Linked DNA regions of Homo sapiens: all the other regions are linked to region 2. Evidence: read pairs that join two places in POLR2A ChIA-PET (ENCODE). Cell type or tissue: OCI-LY7. All regions are shown on one strand. Links, peaks and the distances in the headings refer to the core of each region. The heading gives the core; the rest is flanking DNA.

Region 1 (2,500 bases), core at 1-2,500, 140 kb after region 2:
TATGGACAAAGAATTCAGTGGCTCATGAAGAAACCAGTTCAAATCAGTTAACAGCCTAATTAGTGTTACAGCTACATTGACTCCCCCTTGCCACTATCAAAATACCCAACTTAGGACCGGCAGATAGACCGTTAGCATTTCCCAGATGCCCAGCCTTGCTGAACAGTGGTGCTCAGCTTTTTTCTCACTCCAGTATAAGGCAAGCTCCAGGGTGACCACTTAACAGCAACTCAGACTGTGAGACTCAAAAGTGTGCCCATAGAGAGAGGTGAGCATGCAAAAGACCCTCAGACTGACGATCAGTGTATTCAGGGAAATCTGTCAACCTTTTGTTTATCTATGGATATAGCACCTCTAGTTCAAGGATCACATACTTCAAAATGCCTACAGAAGCCAAGTCAGTAATGTAAACATATAAAGTAGGCCCGGCAAGAGAAAACCACAGTAGGACAGTCATGTTCCATCTAAAGGCAAATAAAATATATGCAGGACCAAAAAAAAAAAGATTTACAGACTGAATTTGCCATGCGGTCTTCTTCAGTTTGTGACCTCTATATCTGGTTCCCTACCAATATTTTTAAGATTAAAACAAAACCAAACCCTCAGGCTTAGAGAAGTTTGCAAATGTCCCAGGCCACTTGGTTGATTAACAGCAGACATGACAAGCACTGAGGTCTCTTGACTCCAAGGCCACATCCTCTGTGCTGTACCTTGCTGCAGCTCTTTATCTTAAGGGGAACTTCCTGGGTCTGGAGCCTGCAGGCACCAACAAAACCATAATACAAGAGGCCTTTGTTCATGAGCCAACAAAGCTCTCTCCTGGATTCAAGTGTGCCCAGTACTGGGCAACAGACATCTCAAACCAGGAGCACAGAATTGCTCTCTGCTCCCCCTTCAAACCTCAGGCAACTCGATCCTAAGATTTCAGTTTTATTGGCTCTTCACACCAACAGTGGATTAGCTTGCAGCAACCTAAACTGCTGTCTCAGAAGAGAAAAAAGAAAGGAAAAGAAAGGACTACTCACTTGTTCAACCACATAAAATGCAAACTGCAAGCGCTGGCGCTGGAGCATGGGAAGCAGGTGTCTGAACAGGACTGGGAGGTGCTCGTGGCGGTTCCGGAAGGGGATAAGGATCGCCACCTGGAGTGGATTACAGCAAAAGAAGCACAGTTAGGACTCTCAGCTTTCACTCCTTAGCAGGACACCCCTGATGAATTGCTGACCAACCCATGGGAGTTCTGGGAGGCTGGCTATCTTGTCCTCAGCTTTCTCTAAACAAAGATCTATGTTGGCAAGTTGGCCCTTGGACCTAGATGAATGTGATTCTTACATATACCATATCTTATAGTACATAGTAGGCCTATAATTTATTCTAGGCCATAACTCATAGGAAAACACACATTCTACACTGTGACAAAAATACATCTATAAACTTACAATTAAAACAAGCTTCACAAAACAGTATTTCCCCTTACAATGTGCAATGTACAAATGCTGGTTATTCAACTGTTTTTATTTCCCAGCGATGGGCTGGATACTGATGTGTTCCAGATCTGCTGCATCAGCAGCACTTAACGAGGCTGGCACAGAATACGCATTTTAATAGATACTTGTTGAAAGAATGGACTTCAGCTGGGGTCACAGCTTAACGAAAACTACTGATGTCTTCTGACTATGGTCAGGCAGAAAAAAACTAAATCTCAATGTCAAGCCAGGTAACTTTGCTTTTTAATCCACTAATCTTGTAGTAACCAATGGAGAACAGGAATGAAGCACTGACTCTGTAGATGACTTCTGCAAATGGGTCATTAGAGACCACCAACGCCCTCATCCCCTTGCTTTGTTAATATTCCTGGTGGGAAGACCAAAGGGTCTTGCTCGGTCATCAGAATAATGCAAATTTCTGTATCTACAAAAAGAGTCCTTGTGGAAACCCATTCCTCTAAAATGTTTCTACATTTGCATGGAATGGTAGGATGAAAATGACAAAATGTCATGGTTAGCTAATCCCATGGTGATTCGGACCAAAGGCAAACCCCAGGTGGGCTTCTCAGCATTTTGGCTGTGACTTCACACCCTACCTTCCACCGAGGCATGCAATCAGAAGGCTTCCAGTGACCTCCGAGCTTGATGGTTGGGTCTTTGGAGAAGAGTTCATGAATGTAATCCATTCCAATTTCACTCATGTTTATGTCTATTGGGCCCTCTGAACAGAGACGGGGAAAAGGGATTAAGAGGTCAGAAAATGATAGGTTTCCCTATGCCTGGGGTTTTAGTCTCTGGAGAGCGCAATGCTTTTTCAGCTGAATTTGTTTTTAGCAAGGATGGAAGTCCCTTCCTCTGCTTTCCATCTCACCGTATTTCAGTTCCTCACTATTTTCAAGGTGAAGAGGCAAATCAAGGAATTAAGACTTTAGAGTTCTGCTTCTGTCAGGGGCCAGGTAGAAATGAAAACTTTAAGTAAAACAGTAGCTGAGCTTTTTTTTTTTTTTTTTTTT
Region 2 (5,532 bases), core at 1,453-3,952:
GTTGGCCAATCAATTAGTGTCTCTTCTGCAGTGGTCAGCTCTTAGAACACCTGAAATAAAGTCACATACAGACCCTGTTCATCCCAAGGATCCAGATGTCCCAAAGGTCAATCTCCCAGATTTGCATAATGTGAGTTGTCTTAGTCCATTTGTGTTGCTATAAAGGAATACCTAAGGCTGCATAATTTATAGAGAAAAGAGGCTTATTTGGCTCAATGTTCTGCAGGCTATACAAGATGTGGCACTGGCATCTGCTTCTGGTGAGGGCCTCAGGCTGCTTCCACTCATGCTGAAAGGGGAAGGGCAGCCCGTGTGTGCAGAGACCTCATGGCAAGAGAGGAAGCAAGAAAGAGGCAAGGGAGGCACCGGCTCTTTTCAACAACCAGCTCTTGCAGGAACTACTAGAGTGAGAACTCACTTCTTACCATGGGGAGGGCACCAGGCCTTTCATGAGGGATCAACTCCCATGACCCAAACCCCTCCCATTAGACCACACCTCCAACATTGGGAATCAAATTTCAACATGAGGTTTGCAAAGGTCAAACATCCTAACTATAGCATGGGTGCACCTGCCTTGTCTCTCCCAGGCCACTGTGAAGCTCCACGGAAGGTCCTGGGGCAATAAGATAGTACACTGCCAGCTCTTCCCCAACTCATCACCCTCCCATCCTTGCAGACACACACTCTGAACCATGTCTCAAATGGCCATGACTCCCAAATGCCAGACCAATAACGTGTTTGCATTTTCACTGGTCCATCATGAAATGAATGAGAAAAAACAGGGACAATGGAATGAGATTTGTATAAAGCTAAATTGATTCCATTTAAAGGATGATGGTGATTTACTTTCCTACTTAAACTCTCTCATGGCTTCCCAGGGCACTTAGCATAAAGCCCAGCCTCCTCTTCCTGACAAGGTCTGCTCCCAGAGTGGCTCCTGCCACCCCCTCACTCAGCCACAGCCTTCCTGGGATGCTCTCTTTCTCCAGCACACCAAACCCCTTGCCTCTTTAGAGTTCTTTGGATTTGTAGTCTCTTTCTCCTGGAATGTTCTTCCTCTAGTTCTTTACAAAGCTGCGATCTCTCATCTTGATCTCAACTCCTATCGCCACCTGCCTGGAGACTTTTCCTGACTGCCTCCAAGGCCACAGGCACATCCATCTCCGTGTCAGCATCCATCACCTCCTGCTGTTTGCTTGTCCTCAGCATCTGACACTGTATTTATGCTGATTTGTTTCTTTACTGGATGGCCTCTGCTGCCCAAATGTGAAATCTATGAGGGCAGAGACCTTGCCCGGACTAGTGCAGTCCCTTCCTCCCTGGTCTCCAGCTTCCCAGCCCTCAGCATGCACGGTGAGATGGATCCTCCTAGAATACAAGTTAAACCATGGCCCTTCTCTGCCCAGAGCCTTCCGTGGCTGCTGGCCACACTGCCTCCCTCCTGCTCCTAGAACCTGCCCCAGAGCTTCCCATCTTCACATTTGCCATTGCATCTCTCCAGAACATTCTTTCCTCAGATGCCCCAGTGGTTTGCTCCTCTCATTTCCATCGAGTTTCTGTTCAAAGCTCCCCCAGGGAGGCCATTCCTGCTCACTCTCTTTCAAATCTCACTTCCCATCTCCTGACTCCTTTATTCTTCTCCAAAGCACTTATCTCCATTTGAACTGCTTTATATTTTACTTATTTGCCTCATTTCTTACAGTTTCTCCCATGAGAATGTCAGCGCCGTGAAGACAGGGATATATCATTTTTTTGGTCTGTGTTACTCACTGCCGGGTCCTGTTGTCTAGAACAGTGCCTGGTACAATGAGAGGTGCTCAAAATATTTACTTAAAAAGTGCATAACAGCTTTCTTGAGGTATAATTCATATATCATAAAATTTGCCCACATGACCAGGAACAGCAGCTCACACCTATAATCTTAGCACTTTGCGAGGCTGAGGAGGGAGGATCATTTGAGCCCAGGAGTTTGAGACCAGCCTGGGCAACATGGCAAAACCCCCCTCTATCAAAATATACAAAAACAAAAATTAGCCAGGCAGGCATGGTGGCTCAGGCCTGTAGTCCCAGCTACTCAGGAGGCTGAGGTGGGAGGATAGCTAGAGCCTGAGAGGCAGAGGTTGCAGTGAGCTGAAATCACACCACTGCACTCCAGCCTGGGTGACAAAGTGTGACCCCTGTCTCAAAAAAAAAAAAAAAAATTGCCCATTTACTAGTACATTCACAGAATTTCACAACCATCACAGTGATCCATTTTAGTAGGTTTCATTAGTGGTCACTCCCTACTTCTCCCTATTTCCCCATCCCTGGAAACCACTAGCCAACTTCATGTCTCTATAGATTTGCCTATTCTGGACATTTCATGTACATTCAGTCCTATAATAAGTGGCCTTTTGTGACTGGCTTTTTTCTCTTAGCATAATATTTTCAAGGCTCATTTGTGTTGTAGCATATGTCAGTACTTGATTCCTTTTTATTGACAAATATTATTCCATTGGAATGGGGGATACATCACATTTTGCTTATCCATTTATCAGTTGGTGGACATCTGGATTGTTTCCACCTTTTGGGCTATTCAATATAGACTTTTGAGTGAGTGGTTGTGTTAATTCCAATATAAAACCTACCTTTCTGCTTTAGGGGTATTAAAATATCCTTTCATAAGCTGACAGTAGGAGTAAATGTATTTCTTAATGTCCTTACCTGGCAAAATAAAACACTGGGTCTTTCTGTTGACTTTAATGGTACAAGGGTATGAAAGGCCAAAGTCTTGGAGCTGCAGATCACTAGGACCTGGGTTATAACAAAGGCTAGGTCAGCGGCTCAGGGAAGCCAAGCCCTGTCCCTCTGGCCCTGCCATGTGGTTCAGACCATGACTGGTAAACAAGAGAGCATAACGCAGCACTTCTCAAACTGGGGTATGGTACCCCTCTGAGGGCACATACTGATGTCCTGAAGAGAAAGACTACATTTCCCAGCCTCCTGTCTGTCCAGCAAGCTGTGGTCATGTGATTGAGTTCTGACCAATGGGATGAATGCAGGGGTTTTTCTCTTCTTTGCTTCACCCTCTTTCCTGCTGGGTGGAATGTGGACAAAATGGCTGGAGCTTAAGCAGCCATAACGGCCCCTGAGGTGGAAACCACTGGTTACAGATGCTAGAGGGTCCAGAAAGGAGGGAACCTCATGATTGTGGAGATGTCACACCACCTCTGGCCTCCCGTATCTGCTTGAAAGAGAAAAAAAAAATGTGGCCATGCATGGTGGCTCATGCCTGTAATCCCAGCACTTTGGGAGGCCGAGGTGGGCAGATCACCTGAGGTCAGGAATTCAAGACCAGCCTGGCCAACATGGTGAAACCCCGTCTCTACTAAAAATACAAAAATTAGCTGGGTGTAGTGGCACATGCCCATAATCCCAGCTACTCAGGAGGCTGAGGTAGGAGAATCCCTTGAATCCGGGAGGCGGAGGTTGCAGTGAGCTGAGATCTCACCACTGCACTCCAGCCTGGGAGACAGAGCAAGACTCCATCTCAAAAAAAAAAAAAAAAAAAAACCTGTGGTATTGAATGAAAGCATGTTAATATATAACATGTTGCTATGTTACTTTGAGAAGTCTGTCACTCACTGCCAAATCCCATCCCACCTGATGTGCCTCCATGACCTCCTCACAGATGAGGAAACTGACGTGAGGCACATCTGCCCTGGGATATTATTTCTATACAAAGATTTGAGAGAAAAAACCAAATTTCTCTTTTTATTTCTCCCAAGGCTTATTTAATCCATTTCACCCCTTCTTTTTTATTTTAACATGAATGCATGCATTCTGGTGAAGGATGGACAGCATCCGGTGAATTTTAAAGAGAGCTTTTGTGTTGTCTGCTTGTTACCAGGGTCTACCCCAAAGTCCTCTAATGCGGCAGTCCCCAACCTTTTTGGCACCAGGGACTGATTTCATAGAAGACAATTCTTCCAGCGACCCAGGGGTGGGGGTGGGAGGTATGGTTTCAGGATGGTTCAAGTGCATTACGTTTATTGTGCACTTTATTTATATTATTATTACATTGTTTGAAATAGTGAGATAATTATACAACTCACCATAATGTAGAATCAGTGGGAGCCCTGAGCTTGTTTTCCTTCAGCTAGATGGTCCCATCTGGGGGTGATGGGAGACAGTGATAGATGACCAGGCATTAGATTCTCATAAGGAGTGCGAAACCTAGATTCCTCGCCTGTGCAGTTCACAATAGGGTTCGCCCTCCTATGAGAATCTAATGGTGCCACTGATCTGACAGGAGGTGGAGCTCAGGCAGTAATGTGAGTGATGGGGAGTGGCTGTAAATGTAGATGAAGCTTTGCTCACTCACTCGCCATTCACCTCCTGTTGTGCAGCCCATTTCTTAATAGGCCAAGGACCTATACTGATCCGTGGCCCAGGGGTTGTGGACCCCTGCTCTAATGGGTACCCAGTCCCTCTGCTGCCAGCCGGAGGATCACTGAAAGAAAGATCCTGAACACTGTCTCAGGCAGCAGAGGGTCCTGCATTTGAATTCCAGGTCTATTACCTCTTAGCCACACGTTCTCGGGCAAACCACTTCACCTCTCTGACCCTCAGTTTCTTTCTCTGTAAAAACGGGGATACTCATCTATGCCTTGGAGGGTGGGTAAAGGTGTGACTCAGTTCTGTCTGTGAGAGGCCTGGGCCCACAGCAAGGGACAGAGTAGATGCTCTGTGCTCTCCTGTCCCAAGAGCTGACCTCACCATTCCAGGCACGGCCAATGCCCTCCATCAGAATCACACTCAGAGGCAGTTCCACAAACAAAGATGGTTTAATAGATTTCAGCATGTTTCCACTTGACAATGTTATACGAAAATAGAATCTTTATTAAAATAGCAAGGCATAACAATCACTGCTACTCAGGAAACACTGTGTTTATTCTTTTTAATCATCAAAATCAATGACTTTGGGCAAGACCTGTGAAATCTCAGAGCCTGTTTCTCCATCTGGAGAACAGGCAGGTAGGGCATTGCCAGCTCCCTGTGAGTGGGGGCCACTGGTGGGAGGAGATGGCCCTGGTCGCCCATGGGATGAGAAACTTACTCCTGCTTCTGTCCCTGGAGAAGGTCAGGGAGATGCCAGTGTGGCCTTAAGGCAATTCTAACACTTGCTTATCTCGTTTTGTAACAGAGAAGAGAGAGCTCTCAGCCTTGGCCACACCAGCATGGAGCCCCCTTCCCCAGCGAATTTATTTTTCATGGTCACTTTCTATTTTTGGCAGTGAGTGATACATGTTATCCACTATTGGCAGCAATTGGGGGGAAAAAAAGTTCATTTTAAAAACAAAGTTTAGGCCGGGCATGGTGGCTCATGCCTGTAATCCTAGCACTTTGGGAGGCCCAGGCAGGCAAATCACGAGGTCAGGAGTTCGAGACCAGCCTGACCAACATGGGGAAACCCCGTCTCTACTAAAAATACAAAAATCAGTTGGGCGTGGTGGTGTGCGCCTGTAATCTCAGCTACTTGGGAAGCTGAGG
Region 3 (5,532 bases), core at 1,617-4,116, 240 kb before region 2:
AAGAGTGAAACTCCATCTCAAAAAAAAAAAAAAAAAGTATTTTATCTCTTTTCCTTATATTAAGCTATTTGTCTTTCTCTGATTGACTCATAGCTCTTTATTTATTCTGGGAATTATTTTTAAGTCTCACTGTTCTGGTATTTACTATATTCTACGTTAAGATTTGATTCTAGGAAGACATGCACTTCTTACCTGTATTCTCAGGTCCTGCTGGAGAAACACTTTGCGTGAAAGAACCGACACCAAGACCTAGCCACTCCAGCATCATGGAATGCTTCCAGTGCTGGAAGCAAATCCATTCACTATCCTAAGGAAAGAAGAATGATCATTTGTGAGGATTCTATGACAACCAATGTGAAGGCTGGGTCTCCTCAAAGAATCAAAAGCAGATTGGGGCATGGTAGCTCATGCCTGTAATCCCAGCAATTTGGAAGGCCAAGGCAGGAAGACTGCCTGAGCCCAGAAATTCAAGACCAGCCTGGGCAATACGGTGAGACCCTATGTCTTTAAAAAGAGAGAAAAAAAAAAGACTGGGCGTGGTGGCTTGCGCCTGTAATCCCAACACTTTGGGAGGCTGAGGCAGGCGGATCACCTGAGGTCACGAGTTTGAGACCAGCCTGGCCAACATGGTGAAACCCTGTCTTTATTAAAACTACAAAAATTAGCCAGGCATAGTGGTGCATGCCTGTAGTCCCAGCTACTCAGGAGGTTGAGGCAGAAGAACTGCTTGAACCCGGGAGGCAGAGGTTGCAGTGAGTGGAGATTGTGCCACTACACTCCGGCCTGGGTGACAAAAGCAAGATTCTGTCTCAAAAAAGCTGGGTGTGATGGCATGCACATATAATCCCAGTTACCCAGGAGGCTGAGGTGGGAGGACTGCTTGAGCCCAGGAGGCCGAGGCTGCAGTGAGCTATGATTATGCCACTGCCCTCCAGCCTGGGCTCAAGACCCTATCTCAAAAGAAAAAAGAATCAAAAGTAATTCCCTTAAAGTTTATAGGCTGTACTATTCACAACAGCAAAGACATCTAATCAACCTAAATGCGCATCAATGAAGGACTGGATAAAGAAAACGTGGTACATATATACCATGGAATACTATGCAGCCATAAAAAAGAATGAGATCATGTCCTTTGCGAGGACCTGAATGGAGTTTGAGGGCATTATCTTTAGCAAACTAACACAAGAACAGAAAACCAAATACTGCATGTTCTCACTTATAAGTTAAATGATGAGAACACATGGTCACATAGAGGGGATCAACACACTGGGGCCTATTGAAGGGTGGAGGATGGGAGGAGGGAGAGGAGCAGGAAAAATAACTGATGAGTACTAGGCTTAATATCTAGGTGATGTACAACAAACCGCCATGACACAAGTTTTTTTTTTTTTTTTTGAGACAGTCTTGCTCTGTCGCCCAGGCTGGAGTGCAGTGGCACGATCTCGGCTCACTGCAAGCTCTGCCTCCCAGGTTCACACCATTCTCCTGCCTCAGCCTCCTGAGTAGCTGGGACTACAGGCGCCCGCCACCATGCCCGGCTAATTTTTTTATTTTTTTAGTAGAGACGGGGTTTCAGCGTGTTAGCCAGGATGGTCTCAATCTCCTGACCTCGTGATCCGCCTGCCTCGGCCTCCCAAAGTGCTGGGATTACAGGCGTGAGCCACTGCGCGCTTGGCCTCATGACACAAGTTTACCTACGTAACAAACCTGCACACGTACCCCTGAACTTAAAAGTTAAAAAAAAAATTAAAAAAGAAACATCATATTGTTAAAAAAAAAAAAAGTTCAGAGGCTGTGAACTGGCATCTCCTTGGGCAACTGGAACATTTAACATGACTTGTATAGAATTTTAAAAATCAAAGGGCTGGGCACGGTGGCTCATGCCTATAATCCCAGCACTTTGGAGAGCCGAGGTGGGCGGGTCACCTGAGGTCAGGAGTTCAAGACCAGCCTGGCGAATGTGGTGAAACCCTGTCTCTACAAAAATTAGCCAGGCATGATGGCAGGTGCCTGTAATCCTAGCTACTCAAGAGGCCAAGGTAAGAGAATCGCTTGAACCCGGGAGGCGGAGGTTGTAGTAAGCCAAGATCGCGCCATTGCACTGCAGCCTGGGGTGAGAGAGTGAGAACTCTGTCTCAAAAAAAAAAAAAAGAAGAAAAAAAAAAAAGAATTAAAAAAATTTTCCAGCCTATTTTGACAAAATCAGGAGCTATGGCAGCAATGACTGTTTATTACTGAATGGCAACAAATGGCTGGAGCTGGGTTGCTACCACATCTGTTCTAGTTTGCCACAGTCCTCTCCGCTTCTTAATATTTCAAATCTAGATTGCTTCACTTATTTGTAAGACCTGAATGACCTCTGTAAGCTTTTGGTTTGTAATCCTGTAAATCAGCAACCTAATGGTAACAAAGCTACCATTTCACTGGGTTCCTAGCCTGCCACTTTACAGAGACTGTCTCAGTTATTTCTTACCATATCTTTTGAAGGTAGGCATTATTATTATCCATGTTTGATTGCTGAGGATCACATGAACCCAAGTCACACAGTCAGTCTGCATGACTATATCTATCAACTCCCAAGTTCTCTATCTGTGCTAGTTTGCCTCTGGTTATGATTTTCTTCATTTCATTTAACAAACACTTATAGTACAGTTACTAAATTAATAAGTTTACAAATATCACCTTGCTCATCTAAATAACAATCCTGTAAGAACAAAGATCTGTAAGAAATTGCCTTTTTTGCAAATCAATATTACAGATGTTGGCAATTTCATATGGTTCAACTTAATGCTTATTATTATCCCCATTTTATAAAAGGGGAAACAGCCACAGAAAATTAAGTAACTTGTCCAGAGCCAAGCTCAGACTAAAACCCAACAGGCTGGTTCGAGTTTTGTTCCTGACCAGCATATTCAGCTGCCTCTCATCACAAAAGGGAACTTTACACATTGTGGCAGCATCAGATTATCAAACAGGTAAAGTTTTGGACTGATGCTTCTCCTGGAGGCTACCTCAAAGTACTGAGGCCAGAGACATATTTGTGTCCCCCAGGATGACCCCTACCTGCACTGGTCCATTCATGAGACTTTCCCAGTGCTGGGGTGAGATGTACTTCTGCAGGTACTGTTCCCGTAGGACACCACGCATGGTGCACTCCAGGGTCTTGGCTCCTTCATGAAGCTCTTGCTCTGACTCCTTCATCTGTGTCATGATCTTCCAAGAACAGAGGGAAAGAAATGATGAGGAAATATCATCATCCCCCAAACTCAGTCCTCACCTTGAGGGAAAGCAAAGCTAAGACAGGAACAGTAAGGAGGGAGAATAAATAAATAGACTGGTCAACAAACCAATTTCCCAAGGCACATTATTGTGGTCTTGAAACCAAAGAACTAGTATCGGTTGAGTGTGGTGGCTCATGCCTGTAATACCAGCATTTTAGGAGGCCAAGGCAGGTGGATCACTTGAGGTCTGTAGTTCAAGACCAGCCTGGCCAACATGGCAAAACACTGTCTCTACTAAAAATGCAAAAATTAGCCAGGCGTGGTGGCAGGTTGAATATCCCTTATCCAAAATGCTTGGGACTAGAAGTGTTTCAGATTTTGGAATATTTGCGTTTATACTTACTGGTTGAGCATTGCAAATCTGGAAATCCAAAATGTGAAATAATGTTGGGCCGGGCGCGGTGGCTCACGCCTGTAATCCCAGCACTTTGGGAGGCCGAGGCGGGTGGACCATGAGGTCAAGAGATCGAGACCAGCCTGGCCAACATGGTGAAATCTTGTCTCTACTAAAAATACAAAAATTAGCCAGGTGTGATGGCGGGCGCCTGTAATCCCAGCTACTCAGGAGGCTGAGGCAAGAGAATCGCTTGAACCTAGGAGGTGGAGGTTGCAGTGAGCCGAGATTGTGCCACTGCACTCCAGCCTGGGTGACTGAGCAAGACCCTGTCTCAAAAAAAGAAATAATGTTGGCACTCAGAAAGTTTTGGATTTGGATTTTCCAATTTGAGATGCTCAACCTACACAACAGAAAAACAAACAGGCCAAGAATACTGTGGGAGAGACTTCAAGGCTCACAATATCTGTTCTCTCTCTTTTCCTTAGTAATAAGAACTCAGATTTTTGACTGGGCACATTGCTGCCCAGCTAAAAGATGACATTTCCCTGGTCAGTTGGCTGTACACAGAGGTGCTGTGGGTGGTATGGGGGAAGGAGCGTTAAGGTAGGGTGGGGATGGGCAGTGTTTCCTTGTCTTTTCTCCATCTTGGATTGTGAAGGCAAAGGTCATACCAAGGGATTGGCAGAATAGAATGCTGAAAGGAACCTGGGTCCTCCAGAGCTTTGAGGAGCCTCCAAATCTACCCTGGGCTGCCTACCCAGAAAGCCACTGCTATCTTGTTTAGGTCCCTCTTGAACTACCCCAGATATTTCAGAGCTGGGACTTACACTCATGTAGGCCCTTCGGAGGTGCATGGGGAGGTTGCGGCGGAATTCCCGCTTGTTCCTCAGCTCCCTTAGGGTGAACTGCTTCAGGATTTCACTGTTGCTCCTTCCACCCACCCGCACAATGCTGGTCTTCTGACAATTGTAGATGCCTGTGGAACAAAGTGGAGCATGGCAGGGTTGAGAGGAGCTTATGCTAGGTTCTCTCAGGTGAGAGCTGTGTGTATTTGGGATCTAGTCTGGTCCCTTAGAGAATAAACTTGTGCTTAAAGGAAATTTACCCCATTAATGAGTGAGAAGGTCCCCGAGAAGATGTGACCTGCAGAGCAGTAAAGTGTAGCACTTAAAGAGTACAGGTTCTGGAATCAGACAACTAGGGATCCAACTCTTAGCTCTACCACTTATTGCTGTGTAACCTGGGGCAAGTGACTTGAGTCTCAGTTTCTCTGTCTGTGATTTAGAGATGGCAATATCTCCCATATAGGGCTACAGTCTGGATAAATGAAAGAAAATCTTTAAAGCTCCTAGCTAGGGCCCAGCACAAAGCAAGCACCCAGGATATGTTACATATTTTTCACTCTGCAGATTTACTGATTGCTCATATGTTTTAGGCATGTGCCAAGTTCTGAAGATATAGCAGTAGAAACATAGGCCCAGTTTCTGATTTGTTATCATTTCTTTGTCTCTGGCAGGAAGTTACTCATTAAATAATTAATACGGCAGCAATAAATGTAGTGAGTACTGGTAGCAGGGGACATTACCTAGTCTGGGTGGGGTAGGGATCTATTTTTAAGAATCTAATATTTAAACTCAGACTCTAAGAATAAAGATTTATCTAGGTGAAAGGGAGGTATAGAAGAATAAAAATAAAGGAAAAGCATATATTTATTCATCCATTAATGTTATTTAGTATTTTTTGAGTGCCTAATATGTGCCAGGATATGTGAATACAGCAAGAAAAGGACCAATCCTCATCTAGGGTAGCGATACATAAAATAGATTATAAAAAAATAAAAAATGCAAAAGAGACTTCACTTTGGGGCTATAGAAAAAGTCCACCTGAGAAGAGAGATTTAAAGTGGGACCAGAA

What was found. Peaks named below come from ENCODE experiments on the same cell type or tissue, not always from the same donor. Only the 100,000 strongest peaks of a DNase experiment are listed, where the experiment ranks them.
Region 1: POLR2A ChIA-PET joins it to region 2 with 5 read pairs; 2 of 35 experiments call an interaction of 5 or more read pairs at or near these places.
Region 3: POLR2A ChIA-PET joins it to region 2 with 6 read pairs; 4 of 35 experiments call an interaction of 5 or more read pairs at or near these places.

What each region holds. Positions count from the first base shown.
Region 1 is chr20:49,641,443-49,643,942 of GRCh38, forward strand. B4GALT5 (beta-1,4-galactosyltransferase 5) reads right to left here. Exons shown (of 9, transcript NM_004776.4): 4 at 2,084-2,208; 5 at 1,026-1,142. Among named protein-coding and RNA genes, the nearest start is that of B4GALT5, 71 kb to the right of the region's middle. In OCI-LY7, for the core only: no CTCF peak of the experiment used is centred there; no DNase peak of the experiment used is centred there.
Region 2 is chr20:49,499,067-49,504,598 of GRCh38, forward strand. PTGIS (prostaglandin I2 synthase) reads right to left here. Exons shown (of 10, transcript NM_000961.4): 10 at 4,808-5,532. Among named protein-coding and RNA genes, the nearest start is that of KCNB1, 19 kb to the left of the region's middle. In OCI-LY7, for the core only: no CTCF peak of the experiment used is centred there; a DNase peak (open chromatin) is centred at 3,005.
Region 3 is chr20:49,260,271-49,265,802 of GRCh38, forward strand. ZNFX1 (zinc finger NFX1-type containing 1) reads right to left here. Exons shown (of 14, transcript NM_021035.3): 5 at 4,446-4,594; 6 at 3,064-3,213; 7 at 193-307. Among named protein-coding and RNA genes, the nearest start is that of ZNFX1, 15 kb to the right of the region's middle. In OCI-LY7, for the core only: no CTCF peak of the experiment used is centred there; no DNase peak of the experiment used is centred there.